2 separate regions of the Homo sapiens genome follow, and region 2 is linked to region 1. Evidence: chromatin loops called from intact Hi-C (ENCODE). Cell type or tissue: PC-9. All regions are shown on one strand. Each heading gives the region's core, and the rest is flanking DNA. Links, peaks and the distances in the headings are about the cores only.

Region 1 (7,829 bases), core at 1,194-6,193:
GTGTCTGGGGACATTTTTGGTTGTCACTACTCGGGAGGAGGTGCTGCTGTCATTTTGGGGATAGAGGTCTTGGATGCTGATAAACATCAGGCAATTTCACAGCACAGCTCCCAAAGATAGAGTGATTAGGCCCAAAATGTCCACAGTGGGGAGGGTGAGGAGCCTTGTTCCAGGCCTCCTCAGTGGGACAGAGCTACGAAATCCACACCTGAACATACTCACATGTTGATATTTATTTCTACATTATCTGTCTATACGTTATAAACCATAAGTTAATATTGACCTCATTTCCAACCCTGTGAGATTCATTCTGGTTCTTCCCTTTCCAAAGCTGTGGCTGCTTTCTTTGACAGTTAAAAACTTGGATCCCATCAATTGCCATCATCATGCAGTCAGCCTCTGTATCCTTGAGTTCCACCTTTTTGGATTCAACCAAGTTCAGATAAAAAATATTTTTTAACAAATGCATCTGCACTGAACATGGACAGACTTTTATCTTGCCATTGTTCCCTAAGCTATACAGCATAACAAGTATGCACATAGCATTTACATTGTCTGAGGAATTATGAGTAACCTAGAGATGATTTACAGTATACAGGAGGATGTGCATGGGTTATATGCATGTTACACCATTTTATATGAGGGACTTCAGTATCCATGGATTTTGGTATAAGAGGGAGGTCCTGGAACCAATCCCTCATGGATACCAATGGATGGCTATATTTACTTAACTTCCTCAATACTAGAATTTACAGAAAGTGAAACAATATTACAGATGAATGTTTCTTAATTTATTTCCACAGGACACTCTTTCTGAAGGTAGCTGATAGGTGTTAGCCATTCCCCTCAAAAATCAAAGTGTAGGAATTTCAGAATAATTGATTAAAGTTTGAAGATAAAAAATCAGGTGGCTTACTGCAGGCATTTTATGAGTTTTAATGAATATTATAATGTGCATTGATAGTTCCAAAAGGAGGCTTTGGTATACAAAATAATTTCAATGTTTGTTGAAGGAATTTTTAAAAATGTAGTTAGGAGCGCACATTAACTTTTACAGCTGCATTTGTGCTGCGTGCAGCAGTTTGCAAAATGCAGTTTTAGATCTGTTTCAGTCTGCATCTAGCTCTTCCAGATTTTGCCATGAACATAGTTTTGTGCTTTTAAGGAAATTCAATGCAGGAAAATACTTATTCAGCAGGTTTCCTTCATAGTAATCCACCTTTGTACAAGACCATGTGTGTGTGACTGCATGTATGTGTGTGATTGGGTGTGTGATTCTATGTGTGTGTGTGAGAGACTCTGTGTATGTGTGTTATTCTCTCTGTGTGTGAAACTGTGTGTATTTGTGTGTGACTGTGTGTATGCATGTACTTGGACAAATGGCCAGGCATCAATCCCTCCTCAGGAGTCTGAAAGCTGTCCAGCTGCCCACTACTGGTCCCATGATGAGCCTGGCTTATCCCCATTCAGCAGCTCCTGCATCCCCCTAGAGCACCCCATTGCCCTTCTCTAGGGTCTCTGAGTTTGCCCTGCAGTATTTGTTATCATTGTCAGGAGCTCAGCAACACTGTAGATTCTTCCTAGGGTAGCAATGCACTGGAGATGGTCCCACTTTACCTCCTCTGCTGTCTACCTTTGATCACACCCTACTCCAAGGCATCCTCTATTCATGAGACTCCCAGGCCAGGAAGGAAAGTAAAAGCTTTTTATCAACCATATCTGTGCCTCTCTATGTGCTTCCTGTGTTCTAGACACGGGCACACTGTCTACTTGCTCAATGCTGTGGTCCCAGCCCTAGCACAGGGTTCAGTAAGGAATTAGTTGAGTGAATTAATGGATCCTCCAACAATCTTTATGAAATGTGTTTCCATATTTTGCAGATGAGGAACCTGCAACAAAAAGTGTCAAGGCAGAGTCTGATGCAAGTGCACAGGACCCCACACTGTGATGTCATCATAGCTGAGCCCTGTCTGGGATCTTGGAGCTCTCCAGTGATGTCTTCTCCGTAAGGGAGGACCTTGGATACATGTGTGCGTTCAGTCAAAAGAGAGGTATGGTGTGCCTGCTGTATGTCAAGAATTATTTTCTCATCAGCAAGAGTACACTTCTCTATTTGCAGATATGTGAAGAACAAAATGACAATGCATACCAGGTCCTTACTGAACTGCTCGGCACAGAGAAGCCCTGGAGAAAGGGTGACAGTGTTGCTGGTGGAAGCTCTGCTGGCTGGGTTCCAGGACACTGTCTCTGGGACACCCTGTGCTTCCTGCCACCCTCCCTAGGGTGATTTCTTATCCTTCCCTAGTTGCATTTTGATATTTGATCCCAAGCTTTTGTCATTTTTCAAAAGATCCAAAGGTCATCTTAACTCTTGCCATTGAAATGATAGTTATAACAAATAGTTGTAGAGTTAACACAACCTCACAGATGCTGCCGGTAAGATGTTCACATGACATTATCTCATTGCCACTGAGAAAGTCTCTGATACGTCCATAAAGGCATTTCATCCAATATGTATATTCAGAGTCTTCTATGGTCCAGGGATTGTTCATAGGCACTTTACAGATAATGGGACGAATACAGTATTGCCTCTACCCAGCTTGTAGCCAAATGATATCCTAACCTAGAAAGAGTGACCTGGAAAGACCACTCTGGGGATGTGACATGGGAGCTGCACTCTGCAGGAGGAGAAGCAGCCAGCTGCAGAAACCCAAGGGTGGGGATTTTCTGGCCAAAAAGCAGCATGAACTTACCCTGAGGAGAAAATGATCTTAACCTGTGGAAGCTCCTGAATTGATCATCAAGGACCAGCAGGCAGGAGAGATACAGAGACTGGGTCTGGGGATGAGCAGATGTCAGTTCCTGCCAGGCCATATGCATCATGCTGAATATACTTTATTCCAACTCTAATGAGAAGCCTTTGAAAGGTTTTACCGGGACTATGACATGACACCTTATATGTTATTAGAAGGCTGGCATGGCCTCAAGGAAGGAACAGGCTTCTAGTCGGTGAGAATGGGAGGGTGGAGAACAGTCAGGAGGACATTGCAGTCACCCAGGAAAGGGAGGACAGTGACCTGGGCCCGTGCAGTGGTCGGGAGGTGGAGCACAGGAGACTCAGGATGTCTGTGAGAGGCAGCGAGACAGGACTTGCTGAGGGCTGGGGTGAGGGCATAGTGGGGAGGAAAGAACAGAACTCCAGCCCTGGTCTGAGCACGTGCCATGAAAATTACTGAACTAGAGGAGACATGAGGATGAGCAGATGGTCACCTCTCAGGAAGGAACCGAGAGCTGTCCTCAGGAGATTCTTGGGACATCATACATGCCAGACTGTGGATCTAAAATGTCAACCCCTGTGCCCAGCCTAGAGGGGCCAGATTTCATTAGAGTGCAGGGGAGGGTCTTCTTCCTTTTGCTGATGGACTTCATTATGAATATGGCACCACAATGGCTTTTTATTATAAAATGTTTTAAGTACCTATTTGCCAGTCATATTTGGAAAAAGAAAACATTAGCCTTTTTTTTTTTTAAATGGAGTCTCACTCTATCACCAGGCTTCAGTGCAGTGGCACGATCTTGGCTCACTGCAACCTCCGCCTTCTGGGTTCAAGTGATTCTTCCTCAGCGTCCTGGGTTCAAGTGATTCTTCCTCAGCCTCCTGAGTAGCTGGGACTACAGGTGCGTGCCACTATGCCCAGCTAAGTCTGCCATTCATGGCATTGAATGTATCTGAGAATGATGCCTGAGCTGTGTCAGAGTTGGCAGGAATGGTGAGCTTTTGGGCCCTGAGAGATGGAGTGTGTCTGAGGGGAACTAAGTGGGAAGAGGCTTGCAGAGTTGGCAACCTCCTCACCCCATGATAAAGGAGGGGACGATATGCTGAAACATCACTTGTGAAGATGAACACATCACAAAGAGAATGCCCAGATGTGGCAGATAAACCACAAAGCTACAGGGCAATTCCTGTGCCTGCAGCCACCTGCCCTGTAACTCCTGCTCAGTTCATGAGGTTGCAGAGAACCTCTGGGTTCTGCATGCTCCACTTCACCACAGTGACCACCAGAGGGAAGCATTCACCCACGGATGACCAGCCCTTCGGGTGCCTCTACTCGAGCCTCACCCTGGGGAGCAGTCTCTGAAGGTAACCCTGGGGTTGTCATAGCATCTGCCTTGGAGAAAGGGGTTTTGCAAACTAAGCACTCCCTGAGTGCCGTACGGGTTCTGCAGAGGCCCGTCGGCTTGGTTCTGTCCTCGCTGCCCTGGGCTACCTGGGCATGTGGGGTTTTATTGAACAGAGCAATGGCCAGTAGATGGCACAGCCTCCTGTTCCTGCAGCTCTCCCCAGGGCCCCTGCTGGATCTTTCCAGAAAGGAGAGACAGGCCCAGAAGTGACTCTCTCAGAAGACAGGGACATTCTGAAGGCAGGTGACAATGAACGTGTGGACACCCTGTGGACAAGTCTGGTTTCTATCTTCTCTTCCACTCTGCCTCCTCACCCCTTTCCTGGTGCTGTCTCTCTTGCTCCCTGCCCCTTTCTCAAACTACCCATCTCCTTCTTTTTCATGGTCATCTTAGTCAGTTGGAGGCGTGAATACCATGGAAAAACCACGTTTGCTGCTGTGGTTAAGAAGAACACATGATCCATTAATGAAAAACAGTTTCCCATCCAAGGCAAGGTGTCTGAGGACAAGTTTCACCTGAGTCCAGATCTGATGAGCCTGCAAACAGAGGAAAACCCTTAATGATACCTGCTCTGGCCTCGTGCTTATATTCTGCATCAAAGAGCTTTATCTTTTCACATCAAATATCATATCACCACCATCACCACTATATCATCAATATCACCATAATCTTCACAACTATTGCCACTTCCATAACCACCATCACTATCACCAGCATCACCTCCACCATCCCCACAATCATCACTACCACCATCACCATTATCTTTACCACTATCACCATTGATACCACCCCCATGATCACCATCATCATCACCAGCATCATCACCATCACCATCACCACCATGATCACCATCACCATAACCTCAACATCATGGTCATCACCATCATCACCACCCTCACCATAATCATCACTACCATCACCATCACTATTATCATCACCGTCACCATTACTGCCACCACCAAGACCATCACCATCAAAACCAGTACCACCATAATCCCCACCATCACTACCATCTTTACCACCATCACCATTATCACCATCATCATCACTATCATCACCACCATCATCATCATTATCAATACGACCGTCTCTGCCGTCATCACCATCACCACCACCACTATTACTACCATCACTATCACCAACTTCACCACTATTACCATCACCACTATTATCATTACAAGAGCTACCATCATCACCACCATTATAACCACCACCACCACCACCATCATCACTATTATCACAATCACATCACCATTATCAATACCAACATTACTGCTGTCATCAACATCACCATCACCACTACCACCATCACCATCAGTATACTCACCATCATTATACTCATCATGAGCACCGCTATCATCATCAACACCATCACCATCATTACCATTACCAGCATTACCACCATACCATCATCATCACCTTCAAAACCATCATCACCATCACCATTTTCATCTCCAGCATACCATTCTCATCTCCATCATCATCTTCAGCATCACTGCCAGGTGTCTGTCAGTAGCTGTTCTGCATTGGACATTGTGCCACACCCTTTATAAACCTCATGTGATTACATAGTCATGCTAATTCTATATTTTATAGAAAAAAGGTGGTAATTGGCTTTGAAACATGATAGAAGGGTGTGAGAATCTGCTTTCTCTTCTCAGAACTATCTACAATCAATGAAAGAGAAGACTCACTTTATTTCTCAGCTCCCACATTGCTGGATCTTCCCTACAGAGGTCTGATGTGGACATCCACTGTGAAGTCTTCACTGCTTTGCTGGTCTCCACCCTCAGATTTTGTTTCTCTGGTTCTAAAATGTTTAGAAACCCATATCCCCTGCCACATGAAGCATTGGCATCTTGCTGTCTGTGGCTGCACTCTTGCTTTTGCCCATGACATAGCCCGGCCTCTAGGGTAACTGGACTCTGATGTTCTCCAGACACAGAACTGTCCAGGCTCACATAATTCTTTCTCAAATGTTTGCACAGGTAAATTTGTGGGGATGCTGGGAATTGGAATGTGGGCTGGTAAGTTCTGAGGCAGTGAGAACCAATCAAGGGATGTGGGCAGCTTGTCCTTCTCCCCCAGCCCTCTCTGTGGGTTTGGTGTCCTTCTCTGTATTCTCCAATGCCATATTCTCTCATCTGATTTCCACTTGCCTGTCTACCACCCAAAATTCTACACCGAACATTCACTGAGGATGGAGGGCTTGGCTCTTTCGCTTTCATTTCTCCAGCACCAGATTTTGTTTCTAGCATAAAATGTATACTCAACAAAGACAGTGGGAGTGATGAAATTAAGACCATTTTATGAAAAGTCTGAAAAACTTTTATGTCTTTATTTAGAAACATTAATTTATGGAGAAATTCTCTTGAATAATTAAAAGAAAAATATTTCATAGAAGTTGCCAGGAACAAAAAGAAAATTGCTTTGTGTAATTTGAAAAATCATCCCCAAATATAAAATGCACAAAAAGGAAATGAGAGAGACGGAAAATGTAATCATCAGCCTAGAGCCCGGAAAGTAAAATAAGGTAGAAGTGAAAACGTATCACAGGTGCTACAAAGCTCATTCTCTTCCACTGAACAAGGAATTGGGTAAGAAATGCAACCAGAAGCCGTGTACTGGCACCCGAGCAGTTCCAAGCGGGTTCAGGGCAAAATGATCCTCTTGGTACTTTGGTGAACTTGATAAGTGAGTGGATGAGAAGTGTGAGTGATCACCCAGGTACACTGTCCAGGAATACTTGACTGCCCAAAGATGGATAAAATGTTTTCAAACTTTTAGGTTTCTCTTCTTCTTCAGGAACACCAATTATTCTTAAGTTTGGTCATCTATCATAATCCCAAATTTGCTGGGGGCTTTGTTTATTTTTACATTATTTTTTCTTCGTCATTGTTGGACTGAGTTAATTTGAAAACTTTGTCTTCAAGCTCAGAAGTTATTTCTTCTACTCGTTTGATTCTATTGCTGAGACTTTGCAGTGGATTTTGCATTTCTCTAAGTGTGTCCTTGATTTCCAAAAGTTGTGATTGTATTTTATTTATTTATTTATTTTCACTGGAGATTTTTCTATTCATATGCTGCATCTTTTTTTTTTTTATTTCTTTAAGTTGGACTTCACCTTTCTCTGGTGCCCCCTTGGTTGGTTTAATAATTGACCTTCTGAATTCCTTTTCTGGCAATTCAGAGATCTCTTGTTGGTTTGGATGCATGGCTGGTGAGCTGGTGTAATCTTTTAGGGGTGTTAAATAACCTTATTTTGTTATATTACCAGAATTGTTTTTCTGTTTCCTTCTCATTTGGCTAAGCTGTGTCAGACAGAAGATCTGGGACTCAATGGCTGCTCTTGAGATTCTTTTGTCCCACAGGGGTGCTCCCTTGATGTAGTGCTTTCTCTGTTCCCCTAGGGATGGGGCTTCCTGAGAGCTGAACTGCAGTGATTGTTATTTCTCTTCTGGATCTAGCCACCCAGCAAAGCTATCAGGCCCGTGGGTGGTACTCGGGAGTGTTCGCAAAGAGTCCTGTGATCTGACTTGTCTTCAGGTCTCTCAGCCATGGATACCAACACCTACTCTGGTAGAGGTAGCAGGGGAGTGAAGTGAACTCTGTGAGGGTCCTTGGTTGTAGAAACAAAAAACAAACCA
Region 2 (5,123 bases), core at 124-5,123, 1.2 Mb after region 1:
TATAGATAAAGAGATGAGAAAAAAAATTGAGTAAGAAAAAATGAGGAGCTTTCTCAGCTATATCTCTAGGGCTGCCATGGTGGCAGCTTCACAAGGTGACAGGGCTCCCTTCCCTTCTGGCTCCTATTTCTCGATGTCCCCATGAACTCCGGGTGAGGATGAGGTATGTGGAGTCTGCGCATACATCTGCTTCAGCAGGGGGCTTGAGGATCCCATATGGCTGCAACACACCATAGCCTCATGCACTGTGGCACTGTGCACAAAGCCCTGCAGAAGTGCAGTGCGCCCCTGACCCTGCGGGGTCAACCCAACAACACACAGCGAAGCACAGGACGAGAGAGGGTGGCCACAAGCGCAAGAAGAGCTGGGAAGTGGGAGTGCAATCCAGCAACTGCCTGGCGTCCTTCCTGGGGCTGCGGGATACCCGGCCAGGCAGCTATGCTCTCTGATGCTCTGAGGGCGGTGCAGGAGGCAGAACAGTTGGGCTCTGTGGTGGGGCAGCTCCTGGTCAGCATGAGCGACATGGTAACTCAATTCCAGCAGCACCAAATCCTGGTAACTCTTAATCACTCACCCCAGCCATCCATGAGCATGCACGGCTGGGGACATCATCCATCAACCACCCATAGAACAGACTTCCCCACAAGACCCCTTGCAGCCCTCAGTGTTCAAGGAAGACACCATGAAAATCATTACACCTGGGAGAACAGTCCCTAACTGCCAGGCCTGCAGGGCCAAGGGGGGCACAGCAATTGCCCCCACATGCCAATGCCCTTCCCCATTCCCAAGCTGCCTCTCCTGGGGTTCCCCTACTGTGGTAGCTGCACTGCCTTCTCTCGCTCAAGGCCAGGCGTCACTTTTAGTGCTATTTGAGAGCTGTAAGTCTCTGAGATCACAGGGACATCTTGGGGTCACTCCAAGGGCAAAGCTCTGAGAACTTTGAGCTGTGGCCACTGTCCTGCCTCCTGTGTGGATCAAAAATGGCTTCCTCCTTCATGGAGCTCCTGAGTGTACAGATAGCACTAGACAGGGAGCCAAGGGAGAGGCCTAGAACCCCTCCTGGCTTCTGCCCTCTGTTCTGCCTCCAACCTGCCATGTGGCAAGGCCCCTGACATCTCTAGGCCTCAGTTTTCTCATCTGCAAAATGAACCAATGAGATCCAAATTCTGAATCCTTGAGCTCTAAAATTCCAAGAGGTGTATGAGTCCCATTAAGAACATGCCAGACTTAATAGCCAGAGTTTCTACTCCTTTCCCAAAATCACAGCCTCTGCCAGTGTGGGGCCCTCCACAGATTTCCCTAAGGACCACCGGACTCTGGCTCTGGAGAACTCCTGCCCTCCTTCCTTCCGTTCAATGTCTTCTTTGTCTCACAACTGCCCCATCCCCATCAGCCGTCACTCTGGGCCAGGGACAACCGCTGTTTCTCACACTACTTTAGGGCTGGAGCAGAGACATAGCCACCCAAGCCCATGTCTGAGGGATATAGACAGGAACACCCTTTGTGGTTTTCTTTTCATGTTAGTTCAACTAGAATTAACTTTATCTTGGACTTAAGTGCAAGCAGGCATTGACATTTTGGTAGATTTCCAGTCCAGTAGCTTCTGAGAATGGCAGCCAGCTCTGGCTGGGAAGGTTTAGATTTTGACTTGCATAAAACTAAAAATTGAGAGGTGAAGCTAGGAAATGGATCCTCAGCTAGAACTCGGCGTTTGCTTTAGTTTGAATTTGAGTGACAACTAGAATGTGGACCTTAGAGGAGGAGGCTTATAGTCCAGAGGACAAAAGGGATAGTCCCAAGTTCAACACTGTGCTCAGAGAAACAGACTCCCACACCCAGGCAGAGGCACCGGCAGCAGCAGGGTTTCCACTGTGCCTGAAAGACCAGGGGCCACCTGCCCTCATGGCTTTGTCCTGTAGTTTCATCGTCCAGCAGAAGCCTGAACCAGTCCCCACACACATGGAGGGCCAGGGGTCCTGATGCCTGCTGGTAGCCCACCCTGTCCCCTGAGTGGTCTTGGAGCCAGGTGCACTGCTTGAGTCATCACGCAGATATTGCTCGGTTGCTTGTTTTGCAGCAATCACCTGGTTTCTTGATCCCTCCATGATAAGAGGCTACAAGGGGGAGAGGGAAACCAGGGAACAGCCTTTGGCTAGATCTGAGCTGTCGGCCCCTTTGCTCTGTCCTGAGAAGGCAAAGGTCACTAAAACTGCCATCGCATCTCTGCCTACCGCCTCAGGAACTTCTTGGGCTTCCCAGCCTCTCAGCTCAAACTCAGGTGTGAAGGTTTATGATGCAGTCACAGCTTTGAGCAGAGACCACAGGCAGGGGAGGAATTAGTCTGCAAAGGTGCTGATCGCTAGGGCTGGACATGGCTTTCCCAGAGACCAGTTTCTGTGGGTCCCAAAGAGAGATGAAACATGGCCCCAGCCCTGAAAACACCAGCGAGGACCCAAGAGGATGTGTATCTATTGATGAGGAACTAATAGCATTAGTCAAATTTCTTACCGGGCTGAATGTTGAGAAATTGTAAAGCTGGCCAACACTGCCCCCTGGCTCTGTAACTGATGCTGCTTTCCAGCCTATCTAAGCAATCTGTCAAATCTTCCACAGGACAAGCCAACCAGAAGAACTCACGCATTCCTTAAGATCATATCGCCATCAAAGGAAGCCCAGGAGCATTTCCCTAATAATGAGCCCTCTCAGAATAACCTTTGTCTCCTTAGTAAATTAATCAACACAGATTGACTATGGCCAAGACAGTGTGATAGTCCTGAACTCGGGGAATTCTGGATGAGGATATGAGAAATCTGTTCGCCCTCGCAAAGATACATACTCCATCAAGACGGACTGGGTACAGGAAGTGTATAGATGATAGATAGATAGATGATAGATAGATAGATAGATAGATAGATAGATAGATAGATAGATGATAGATAGACAGATAGATTCCTTTAAAAGTCTGATAAATTGGGAAAACACAAATCCCTTGGTGGAAGAGAAATTCTGAGGAGGAGCCCCTGGCAGGTAGCAGGCAAATGGGTTAGAATTCAAGGCAGAAACTATAACTGAGGGATATAGTCAGGAACACCCCTTGTGGTTTTCTTTTCATATTAGTTTAACTAGAATTAACTTTATCCTGGACTTACGTGCAAGCAGGCATTGACGTTTTGGTAGATTTCCGGTCCAGTGGCGTCTGACAATGGCAGCCAGACCTGGGAAGTGGCTTGAGAGGGCAGCTGGGAGCACTGCGAAGGTGCTCTGGGGAAAGCGTCAGGTTTTTTGGCTGGGGACCAGGGAGAAGTAGAAGTAAAGTAAAGCCATTTTTGTCCAGCCAAAGTTTTTGTCTGGATGGAGGAATGATATAAATGCAGGCTAACTCTACATAGTGATAGAAACATGTTTATTAGGTATGTTTAAATTTTATGTATAATTATTAGAAAACTAAAAAGAGTATGTGATTTCCAAACCATTGGTGAAAGAAATGGAAGAAAAGTTGGTCAATTTTAATAAAACAAAACAGGAAAGGGTGGAGTGGGGAAGGAACAAGCAAGGATGGCAAGTTGGGAAATATAAAATAAGATCAAGAGATATGTCCATACATCATATCAGTAATAACTGAATTAATTAAATTTTCCCATTAAATAGAAATTGTAGCATAGAGTAAAAAAGAAAGAAAATTTAGAAAAGAGGATGCAAGACATGGGGCATGGGATAGACACACATACACTACACACACACACCACACACACACACCACACACACACACCATACACAGCACAAACACACCCTCACACCCCCCCACACCACACACACACACCACACACACGTCATGCACATGCACACACCACACATAGGCACCACACCACACACACACCACACACACGCACACACCACACACACCACACACAACCACACAGCACGCACACACACCACACACCACACACACCCCTACACAACCACACCACACACACTCGCACACACACACCACACACACTACACATAATGCACACACCACACACACGCACACATCACAAACACACGCCACACACATGCACACCCACACCACACACATTCACACATAGACACACAACACACACACACCCCACGCACCACATACACACAGCACACACACACAACACAACACACACACGTGGTCACAAATACCACACACACGCACCTGCACACACCACTAACACACACATGCACAAACACCACACACACATTACACATACCACACACACACTTCACACACACCACACATATGCACTCACACATACCACACATGTGCCCACACACACATACACCACACACACATGCACACACCACACACACTCCCACACAACTACACCATATGCACACAAACCACACACAGGCACACACCCACACACACACGCACACACACACCACCACACATACACACATGCACACACCGCACACATGCACACACATGCACACACACCAAATACCACACATGCGCATGCTCACACACACATGCACGCACATACACCACACAGACGTGCACAACTTGTGAGCAAACACGCACACACACGCACACACACATTACATATGCCCATGCGCACACCACACACACGTGTGCACACACACACCACACCACACACACCAAACACATGCACACACCACACATATACCACAGGTGCACACACACACCACATGCACACACACCACACACACGCACATGCGGGCACACACATTTGGAGTTTTAGAAGGAGAGAAGGGGCGAGGAAATATTCAATGAATTAAAAGCTGCAACACTTCTAGAATTAATGAAAGACAATACTCAGGCTCAGGAAGTACACAAATTCCAATCAAGCTAAATAAAAATGAAAGCGGCACCTCTACACATGATTGTGAAACTGTCACAAACCAAAGATCAGCAGCAGGTCTTTAAAGAGCCAGAGAGTGAAGATAGATTACCTACACAGGAATGGTGTTTAGACTGACAGCTGACAGCTGAGTAAAATCTTTAAAGTATTTCAGGAAAATAATTGTCAACTTTGAATAGTGTAGTTAGTGAAATCATCTTTCAAGAACAAGCACAAAATACATTTTCAGACAAACAAAAACTATAGGCTTTTCACCCTATTACTTCAGGATTACTT

Evidence for each region. A loop is a pair of places that touch in the nucleus more often than their neighbours do. Peaks named below come from ENCODE experiments on the same cell type or tissue, not always from the same donor. Only the 100,000 strongest peaks of a DNase experiment are listed, where the experiment ranks them.
Region 2: a loop joins it to region 1, with 9 times the contacts of the local background. A loop is called at or near these places in 1 of 110 quality-filtered maps.

What each region holds. Positions count from the first base shown.
Region 1 is chr20:23,885,824-23,893,652 of GRCh38, forward strand. No RefSeq gene overlaps it. Among named protein-coding and RNA genes, the nearest start is that of CST5, 10 kb to the left of the region's middle. RefSeq lists an enhancer at 3,732-4,232. In PC-9, for the core only: CTCF peaks have their summits at 4,100 (motif pointing right) and 4,300 (motif pointing right); a DNase peak (open chromatin) is centred at 4,068.
Region 2 is chr20:25,063,372-25,068,494 of GRCh38, forward strand. It overlaps LOC124904882 (a long non-coding RNA gene), which reads right to left and starts at 3,226. Exons shown (of 2, transcript XR_007067555.1): 1 at 3,150-3,226. In PC-9, for the core only: a CTCF peak has its summit at 2,560; a DNase peak (open chromatin) is centred at 2,600.